Regions from separate parts of the Mus musculus genome. Here region 2 is linked to region 1. Evidence: chromatin contacts called from ENCODE Hi-C data. All regions are on one chromosome and are shown on one strand. The core of a region is the stretch at or near the end of the contact, and the rest is flanking DNA. Distances in the headings are between cores, read along the strand shown. Region 1 holds the start of Prm2 (protamine 2). Region 2 overlaps Litaf (LPS-induced TN factor).

The links. Hi-C counts contacts between places; a loop is a spot of excess contacts on that map.
Region 2: a loop to region 1 is called in a map of T-helper 2 cell, with 2.7 times the contacts of the local background. The contact joins the enhancer-like site here to the promoter of Prm2 in region 1. A Hi-C loop is called at or near these places in 1 of 37 maps with a recorded cell type or tissue (T-helper 2 cell).

Annotation. Positions count from the first base shown.
Region 1 is chr16:10,788,892-10,793,842 of GRCm38, forward strand. Prm2 (protamine 2) reads right to left here and starts at 3,214. Exons shown (of 2, transcript NM_008933.2): 1 at 2,849-3,214; 2 at 2,486-2,743. The coding sequence starts at 3,107. The coding sequence ends at 2,679. It overlaps Prm3 (protamine 3), which reads right to left and starts at 2,023. Exons shown (of 1, transcript NM_013638.2): 1 at 1,617-2,023. The coding sequence starts at 1,998. The coding sequence ends at 1,693.
Region 2 is chr16:10,954,130-10,959,583 of GRCm38, forward strand. It overlaps Litaf (LPS-induced TN factor), which reads right to left. Exons shown (of 4, transcript NM_019980.2): 4 at 5,144-5,454. Among named protein-coding and RNA genes, the nearest start is that of Litaf, 36 kb to the right of the region's middle. Within about 2 kb of position 3,411, at least 1 of the 3 ENCODE cell types and tissues checked has a DNase peak (open chromatin) inside an H3K27ac peak, as active enhancers do.

The DNA.
Region 1 (4,951 bases), core at 1,964-4,463:
ATTGTACCCTTCTCACGGTGACATCAACGCCAGGAGAAGTAACAGAGGATTTATATCATGAGGTTAGCTAAAGATCAGCCTGTAGCCTGTGCTTGAAGGCCTCAAGACAGCTGCAGAGTTCCATTTTCCACCCGGCCACCTAGTGCCTGGCCTATTATAGGAAGTATAGCCAGTGTGTGGGTAGCGAGACACTGTGCCCTGATTGGGTAGCATCTTAGAACAAAGGCTTTCAGGGTGATTAGGGCCCCAGCAGCTGGGAAGTTAAGGGTCAGGTTCACAGAACTGAAGCCTGATCTTGGGTATCCCATGGGCTCCCTCAGTCTTACATGACCACCCCCCCCCCCCATTCTCAGCCTGGGATGCTTTGAGTCCTGGTGGTCTTTGCTTTAGTACCCAGCCTGGAAAAGACAAGGTCGTGGTATTTTACTAGAACCACCTGTAATCACTCTGACACTCTTGTAGGAGGCAATGCTGCCCACATGGCCCTGGCCAAACTTCAGTACTTCTGAAGAATTCCCTCTCACCACCCATGCAGCCAGGATTCACTGGCATGGGCCTTTACATTCAGTGTGTGTATGTGTGAGTGTGTTCAGAAGACAACTCTTAGGAGTGGTTTCTCTCCTTGAACTCAGCTTGACAACATGTTCCTTTACCTGCTGAGATGGTCTCAGCTCAACGAATCTTCTCCAGAGTTCTGGGATTCCAGTTCTAAGTTCACTTTTAAATAAACATGCCGTTGTGAAACTACCTGATTTAATGAGTTCTGCCTTCTCTGTTCATCTTTTGCAGCCAGCTTTGTCTGGGATGTTCCCATATTAGCAGGCTGAATGGTAGCTTCCCCTCCCCAAGATAGAGCCTTTGAAGAATTATGGTACCATGCAGAGCTATAATTGGGCAGGCCTTCACATCCACTAGCAAGTATTCTCACAGAGGATAGAGGCACTGTCACAAGAGTCTGCCTGGCATGTACAAGGCCCTGGGTTTGATGTGCAGGCTGGGCTGCTGTAGCCATAAGTCCAAAGTTTCAGGAGTAGTGGCTGGTGGCACCTACACCCAGGGCTGTCCCCACATGCAGATCCTTGTTGGGGCAGTACACCTAAGGCACAGGCTCTGTGCTTGTGCTACACAGCCAGCCCTGAGGCCTCTGCAGCTCCCATGGGAGAACTGGCCACACGTGAAAGACATATTTGGGTCTCTGGCATGAATTTGAGCCCTATCAACCTTCCCCAAACCCACTTGGAGACCTTTGTGTTCCTTGCCTCTCCTAAGGTTTCACTGGGTTTCACTTCCCAGATCCCAAGAGCCCTCAGTGGCAAGGTGGGTGAAAGCCAAGGGCTGAGAGGGCCTCCTTCCTCCCACATACTGCTGTTTCTTTTGAATAGGAGTTAATAGGAGATGGAACTTTCCTCTGGGCTTCCCTGCATATAGCCACATCCTCCATAGAGGATGCTACATAGAGCCTGAATCAAAACATATCCAGCCTTGGACAGCACCCCCAGTGAGGCATTCTCTCTCTCTCTCTCTCTCTCTCACACACACACACACACACACACACACACACACACACACACACACACGTATGCACATAAAGGGAAAGAGGGAGACCAAGAGAGTTCCATGGAGACTCTTTATTCTTTTCTGAATGTCCTCTGGCGTGGCAATGGGCACCCATTGCCAGGCAGGCCTTGTGGCTCAGGAGTGTGTCTGCTTGGGCTCGGGGCTTGGCTGGGCCTCCCCATCCTCGGCGCTCTCTTGCTTTTCGGGCTCCAGCAGCAGCAGCTTGCCCTTCACCGGGATTTGCTCCTCTTCCTCTTCTTCTTCTTCCTCCTCCTCCTCTTCCTCGTCCTCCTCCTCTTCCTCGCCCTCTGATGACAGGGAAAAGTTGTCTTGACTCACACAGGCCACGAGCTTCTTCATGGAGGACTCGTGGCCACGGCTGTGACCAGTGTTCTGGGCTGGGCCATGGCCAGTGCTGAGCTTGGCACAGCGGGAACCCATCGCCCACTCCTGTCTCTCTGGACTAGGAGGGAGGCAGCCTGGGTAGCGAGAGAGTGTGAGACTGGTGGGTGTGGCACTGACCTCACAAAGGCTCCAAGGCACCACCCTCCCCCACCCCAGAATTTGGAGCTATGCTTACATTTTCCAGGAACCCTGGCTGAGCTGGAATGATTGGGGTAGAGTAGACGCTGGAGAGGGCACAAACTAGAGGAGCTGAACATGTTAACTCATGTGCTGGGAAGATGGTCTCAGTCCAGCTCCACCATGCCACCCCACCCCCTCCCCACCCCATTCCAGCTCTTCATTTTAGTTCACACTTCACCGTAAGGATGCTTGGATTTGGCCAATTCTATCCATGGTTCAGGTCACTTCCTGACAGTAGCTGTAGGAGTGGACCTTGTTTTCCCTAGTCCCTTCCCTCAGGCCCCTTCCCTCAGGCCCCTTCCCTAAGGCCCACGGTGTTGTTGAAAAGGAGACAGCAGTCAGTGAATCTCGTGTCAAGCTTTATTTGGCAGGTGGCTTTGCTCAGTACTCAGATCTCGTGGCTCCTTGGCAGCTCAGGGCTCAGACATCGACATGGAATGGTGGTGTGGCCTCACATGATGTTGCTTGGGCAGGTGACTATTCCTTGGGCAAGTGACTTCCTTGGCTCCAGGCAGAATGGACAGGCCTGGGGAGGCTTAGTGATGGTGCCTCCTACATTTCCTGCACCTGCATCTCCTCCTCCTTCGGGATCTTCTGCAGCCTGTAGAAAGGAAAGTCGAGGTTTGCTAGGCTGCCTGGAAGGCAGCAGGGTTTAGATGGGCAGCAGCAGCACAGGTGGCCAGGGGGTCGGCTGTGGGGTGCTTACCTCTGCGATGCCGCCTCCTGTGGCGGCAGGAGTGTCTCCTCCGCCTTCTGCATGACCGACGCCTCTTGTGGATCCTATGTAGCCTCTTACGAGAGCAGCGCCTGTGTCTGTGGTGGTGGTGGCCCCTGTGTGTCCTCCCATAGTCCTCTACGCGCTCTGGGCTCAGCCCTTGCCCCTGCCCCTGCTCCTCGCGTTCATGGTCTTGTCCAGGCCCCTGGTGCGGACCCTCACTGGGGCTCCTCATTCGGTAGCGAACCATGGTGCCAGGAGATCAGGAGGTTCTGGATTGAGGCTGCAGCTGACCTGGATTGGAGGAGGAGGGACGAAAGCCTGCCCACCTGCTCTTGGTGGTGATGATGGTCTGGTGTTTGGGGCTCTCAGAGGGCTCATATATAAAGGTAAACCCCACTGTGACCTGTCGGCCCACCCCTGATTGATTGTTCCCACCCTGCCCAGTCCCCTCTGTGAGGGCGGCACAGGGTTTGCAGGACTGGCTTAGGGGCCAAGTTACTCATCTTGCTTTGAAGCATGCTGACTTATTGAATGTGAGATGGCCTCACACAATGAAGAATGACCTTGAACTTCTAACCCTGGTCCCTTTACCTCCCAGGGGTTGGAATCACATATGTGTGCTTCCATGCCCTGGACATGCAGTGTTGGAGATGCAGCCCATGCATGGCCTTGGTTGGGCATTCGAGGAAGCACTCTACCAACTCCTAGCAAAAGCTTCCCACCCACTCCATGTGCATTAAGGACAGTGTAACATATCTTCCCATGGGGGAAACTGAGGCACAGATAAGCGCTTCTTAACTTCTTAACTTCCTATCTTGGATCTTAGGCTAACCAGGTCTGCCTACCTCTACTTTCCTGAGGCATATCTGAGACATTTGTTGATTCTCAACTCTACCTTGCTGATGAATAGTCCAGAATCAGAAGGGTGTGGGAGTGGGGCAGAGGGACATAGTCCCTCATAATTCTTGAATCTGAGCCTGTCACAGGACAATGAGCAGTTAGTAGTGCTAGCTTAAATAAGATCTAAACTAGTTGCAAAAAGTGCACAACCGCACAACCTAGTAATTTCAGTCTATGGTAGAGTGCAGAGTACACAGTAGATGGCTACTCTTGCTGGAAAATAATAGTTTGATTTGTTACTGTGGCCACTGGGCTATAGTGGGAAACACAACTTGTCCAGTTCTTAGGCACATGCCAGGCCACAGGATCTTGGACACCCCCCACTGTCTTGGACACTCCATTGAAGATACACGTGACCAAGGCAACTCTTATAAGGGCAAACATTTAATTGGGGCTGGCTTACACTTTCAGAGGTTTAGTCCATTATGATGGGAAACGTGGCATCATCCAGGCTGACTTGGTGCTGGAGCTGAGATGGGAAGCGTGGCATCCTCAGGCAGCTAGGAGTCTCTAAACCCATCCCCACAGTGACACACTTCCTCCAACAAGGCCACACCTCCTAATAGTGCCCCTCCCTGGACCCCATATACTTGTTCAAACACATGAATCTTTGGGTCAAAAGCTCTATAGTCTGTAATAGTCTCAACAATGTTAAATGTCCAAAGACAAAACCAAAAAGTAGATCACATATCTCCCACATCACAGAATGTACATTATCATAGTAAAAAAATACTGAACCAAACCAAAACCAGCTAGACAAACTCCAAACTGATCCCCAACACCTTTCATCCTTGTTGATTACTGTTGGCAGAGCTGGCATTCAGCAGCAACAAACTCCGTTCTCTTGGGCTGGTTCCTCAGCAGGTACCTCAGAACTCTGACATCTCTAATAGGTCATCTCCAAGGCAACTTCAACTTTACTTGTTCTAGTGTCATGGGGATGGCATTTCCAACATGCTGGGGTTTTCCACTGCAACTAGGCTTCACCAATAGCCTCTCATAGGATCCCTTCATGGTGCCAGGCCTCACCTTGCCAAGCATGGCCCCTTCAGTCCTGCACCTTCATCAATGGCCTTGGCTCTCTCACAGTGCCAAGCCTCAGCTGCTCTCTATGACTCCCTCATGCCTTCAAAACCAGCAACACACACATATCTTACACATTACCAAGTCCAGCTGTAGCACAAGGTATTA
Region 2 (5,454 bases), core at 2,161-4,660, 170 kb after region 1:
GACCCTCTCAAAACAAACAAAATACTGTGAAGCCATCATTTACCAGCAAATGGAATGTGCATATTCGTTTCCTTCTGGGCAGCACATACAGAGAGCAGCAGGTCCTAAAAAGCACAAGCCTGTCAAAGATAAAGAGACTGCCACTAACACACGAGTGATAGATAAGGCTCACTCAGACTGTGGAATACTACACAGCAGTGAAAAGGAAGAAAGCAATGTTCAAGTTACAACACACATTAACCTCAAAAGTGTTTAAAAAAAAGTCAGGACACACAGGGAAGCCCGGGTAGCATTTGACTGTTTACATGAAATATCCTGAATAAGTAAATCTACAGAGACAAGAAACAGATTGGCTGTGGGTGGGTGGGGTCACACACTACTCAAAGGTTCAGAGTTCCTTTCTGGGGAGATAAACTATTAACAACCCTGCAAACATACTCAAAATCATGCATTGTGTTGAGGGGCTTGTGGCTCACGCCTGTCATTCCAGTACTTAGAAGGCAGAAGTAGATGGATCAGGAATTTGGGGGCAGCCTGAGCCACATAAGACCCTGTCTCAAAAAACAAAACCAAAATGTATCACACACCTCAGGTGAGTTATGTGGAGTGTGAATAAACTCAGTCTCTGTAAAGATGAACTCCACTCCCACAAAAAAAAAAAAAAAAAAAAAAAGAATTCTTACCTCTAGTAAGAGGTAAGCTCTAGTAGGGGCTGTTGACAGTTCCTCCCTCCCTCCCTTCCTCTCCCCCTCCCTCCCTTCCTTTCTCTCCCTTTCCTTCCTCTCTCCTCCCTCCTTTCCTTTCCTTTCCTTTCCTTTCCTTTCCTTTCCTTTCCTTTCCTTTCCTTTCCTTTCCTTTCCTTTCCTTTCCTTTCCTTTCGACAGGGTTCCAAGTGGCCCACGACAACTCTATTTTCTATATAGCTAAGGGTAGCCTTGAACTTATGACAGGTGTGGTGCTGAGACTGCATATGCGGGATAAGCTCCCCACCAACTGAGCTCCATCCCAGATATGTTCTGTGCACTTCAGGTTGTCTTAGGCACATGGCCTCTCACATCTGCTTTCTCTTTGCTCCGTGCTTTTGAGGCTCACCCACACCATGGGTGTGGGCACTTTTTTCCTTTTTTAGGACATAACATGTGTTTAACCGTAAGCTCAGGCCAGCCAGGGATACAAATCCTGAGTGTGGGAGGACTGGCTGTGGGCCCTGCGCTTTGCTGGAGCTCTAGAGTGATTTTTGTGCCTAATAGGCACTGAGAGTCATGTTGGAAAAACATATACATGTGTGTGTGCATGTGTGTGTGTGTGTGTGTGTGTGTTTTAAGCACAGCTGGTGTGAGACTATTGGGTGGAGACCAAGGAGGCTGCTGAACATCCTACAGCTCACAGCCCCCACAGAAGGATGTGGCCAGGGTCGTGATGTATTCTAAGTCCTGGGTGAATTTTAGACCTGAGGTCCCTCTGCTGTGAACAGTTCCAACATTGCTACCCAGCATGCACAGCCTCCTCAAGCCCCCTTGCTTTATTTGTAAGTGCCACCGAAGGCTGCCTTTCATCCCGGGTTCTCAGCAGGAGTAAAGGGATCTCAGTGTGCATTTATAAGCAAGACTGCCATCATTGCCGGGCGTGGTGGCACACATGCCTTTGATCCCAGCACTTGGGAGGCAGAAGCAGGTGGATTTCTGAGTTCGAGGCCAGCCTGTTCTGCAAAGTGAGTTCCAGGACAGCCAGGGCTACACAGAGAAACCCTGTCTCAAGAAACAAAACAACAACAACAACAAAAAGACTGCCATCGTCAAGAACTAGGGGGATGTGATGGCATTATTTTTGGACGCCTTTTTATTGCATTTAGTTTTTGTAATTGTGAGTTTCTGCCATGGTGCGTGTGTGAAGCTCAGAGGACAACTTGTAGGAGTTGAGCTCTCCTTCTACCATGTGGGACCAGGATACAGAACTGAGGCTGTCTGGCACAAAAGCCTTTCATGTCCAAGGCTGTGACCTGGATGATCCATACCTTGTGAACACTATCCCAGGCCCGACAGAAGTCAACCATGAAGGGCTGGACATCCGTTCAGTGACAGAGTACTTGGCTAGCATGTTTGGGGCCCTGGTTCCATCTCTAGCACACATAAACTGGGCAACTAGTGCTTGCTTGTATCCCGGCACTAGGGAGGTGGGGCAGGAAGATCAGAAATTCAAGGTCATTATTGGCTACATAGCCACATAAAAGTTCATGGCCAACACGGGCTATAGAACTCTCAAAAAGAAAGGAAAGGAAAAAATATAAATAAACAAACAATAAGTAAATAGAAAACGGAAAAGGACATCAAAAGGGAGTGTAACTGACCAAAACTGACCTAAATCTTCAGGAGGTCATCCATGTACTGTAACGCCCAAGCCCAGGTCAGTATGTCATCGTACTGGGCGGAGAGACAGCTCAGCTCCTCGGCTGTTAAAGGAGGAAGGCTTGTTACCATATATAGGCATTTCCCCTTCTAATTACTAAAACAATACAATGAAAGCATTTCTGTGCTAGCCAGCCCACACTGGTCATGCTGCTAGAGGGATTTGGGGTCCCCGCAGGTTCCATGTACAAAAGCTTCCTGCTGCTGAGAGAGCATTCACCTGGCCTAGCGAGTCTTCCCCACGATGCCTTGTCCTGGCTGGGACTCCAGGCAAGACTGAATGGCTGGAAGTAGGGAAAGCCAGGTAGGAGCGTGCTTAAGCATCCTTCAGTGCCCATGTTAGCAAGGTACTGTATCTTAGCAGCTTCTCTCAAGGGGGCTTGGCCTGCAGATCCATCCCTTCCTCTACACAGAAACAGAGAGATACACACAAACACACTCACAACTGTCTTAGGTGGAGGCCTGCACTGATTCACTGCTGCCGGGCACAGGGCAAGCAACACACAAAATAAGAGCGCACCAACCTAGAACGGCAGCAGAAGAGAGAATGCTACACCCAATCATCCACACAGTGTGACACGGGACGCACCCTGCCATTATGCTTCAGTGGCCACAAACAGCTGGTCCTAGGCTGGCAGCTGGTGAGCTGGCCATGTCACTGTTATCGGAGATACAGCTCTGCCACACACACTCACACACACACACACACACACACACACACACACACACACACACCAAGCTCCCACAGCACAGAGCTACACTGTCCATTTTAGAAAAGCTTATATAACAAACCCTCCACTCCAGCCACACCCAAACCCCTACATGCATACACTCAGGAAGACACACAAAAAGACCCCTCAGCCAGATATGCACTCTTGGCTGTCTTAGATTGAGGCCTATGGAGGGAGAGCCGATGCCCAACCACCACCTCCCAGTTGGCATGGGATACACATTCTTCCTACTGCTTTAGTTTCAGACACTTACACAAAATGCAAATTACAGCTTAGGGAAGCAGCCTCAAGTTCCCCCGCCCCCAGCAGTCATGCTGCCCTTTTGTGCATTCTGGAGTCTTTCTGAGTGGGTGCCTCTCATCCCAGTGCTGGGTTGGGGGAGGGCAGGGAGGGTGAAGGCACCCCTGGAGCTCCCCATCTCCCTGAACTGTGTACCCTGACCTGGTTCCAAACCAAAACAGAACAGAAAAACCAATAAATGGCCAAATCAAGGGCTCAAGATGTCACAGTGTTACTAAAATTCCTTCCAGCAAGGACATAAGCAAATTCTACCTCTCTCATCCCAAGGTCGAAATAACAAGTCCAGGCCAAGTTCTGCCCAAGTTCACTCAGGGCATGAATGAGTTTACTGGAACTCCTTAGAGAATGCAGGTGAGGGGTCTGTTGCAGGGGTGTGATGCTCCTCCCCCATGAGGTTGCAAAGGAAAGTCAGTACCAAGCAGTGGTGGTTTTCCCCACAGCCACACTGGAGCTGCCTCTCTCAGCTCAGCTGAGTCTACTCAGCTCTTCAGACCTCTGGAGGCTACATGCAAACAGGGAGTGCCTGGAGTCAGGTGAAGGTCCCATGACCCTCTCCATCCCTCCACGGGGGAGCGGGGGTACACAGACAACAAGCTCAGCAAGGAGGACCTCTTGCAAACAAGTGCAGCTGGACTCCCTAGCAGGGCAGGTGTTTGGTCTGGTCCCGTACCTAGAGCCTGAGAGGCCATGGATTCAATCCCTAGTAGTAAAGAACTGGCATGAGGGAGTGAGGAAAAGGCAGAGATCCTGAGAAAGAAGCTTCCACACCCAGACCATTTTGCAAGTCAAAAGCAGTGGTGGCCCAGGAGCAGGGACTACTGATGGCCACTCACTTCCCGTACACCCTCACCGCACACCCTCGCCGCAGCAGGGACTACTGATGGCCACTCACTTCCGTACACCCTCACCGCACACCCTCGCCGCAGCAGGGACTACTGATGGCCACTCACTTCCCGTACACCCTCACCGCACACCCTCGCCGCAGCTTCCTGCATTGCCCTCCCAGCTTCTCTACCAACAGGCTCACCAGGAAACATCCACCCCTCCATGTACTGGGGCAATGGGCACCAAGGCCAGCCATGTTCAAAGTCCCTTCTTGAGAGTTTGTACAGAGTCCCCACACAGCCTCCATCCTGTTTGGGGGTGTGGTGGGAGGAAGCCTTGGATGTACGGTGACTGTTAGCCAGCTAGCAGAGTCTGCCTAGGTAGATCTGGGGACCTGAGAGGCCAGCTAGACTAGCATACTTGTCTATCCCCCAAGACACAGTGGCAGGAGTCTAAATTCACAAAAGCACGTGGGCACCTGGCAATTTACTCCAAGTAATCTATATCTTGCAGTCCTCCACACAGGGCCTTTGTTTAGAAGACTCTGCAGGGGTAATGAATACCAGCTTGAGATCAGTTACACATCACAATGACAGCCAAACTTCTAATGCACAGCCTTGAACTTGACCAAATAAAAGAGAAACCACATAGTTGAGACCCCATGAGCAGCAATTTCACAACACAAATAAGGGTTTCAGTGCAATACAAACCACAACTAAATGACTCAATTCCCCCATACCTTTCAACTTGAAGCTGTCACCACAGGTAGGAGAATGGGGTGGCAGCCATGCTCTGGGCTTGGCACCCCCTCTCCTAGTATCTCATAGCCACCCTGGGCCAATGAACAAGGAGGGTTTTGTTCAGAGAATGAATGGGGACAGCTTCCTTCTTGGCATTTTATTAAAACTTGAAAGCCGTGGCTTGCTGCCATTGATGACGACTAAGGGCTCCCGACAGCCAAACCTTCGAACGCAACTCGTTAGCAACAGTCATCTTGCTGCAGCTGAAGCCTGAGGTGTGGGTCAGGAAGGATTTTCTAGTGTAACAGAGCAACTTAAGATTCTTCGGGCAATGCCTGGAAACACAACACAAGGCCTTTCTTCATAAAAGGTGAACTGGATTGTTCACTGAGTGATCAAAGATTTTATTTGTTTAAAAGCAGATATCAAAGTCATGTATGGTATCCATAATTC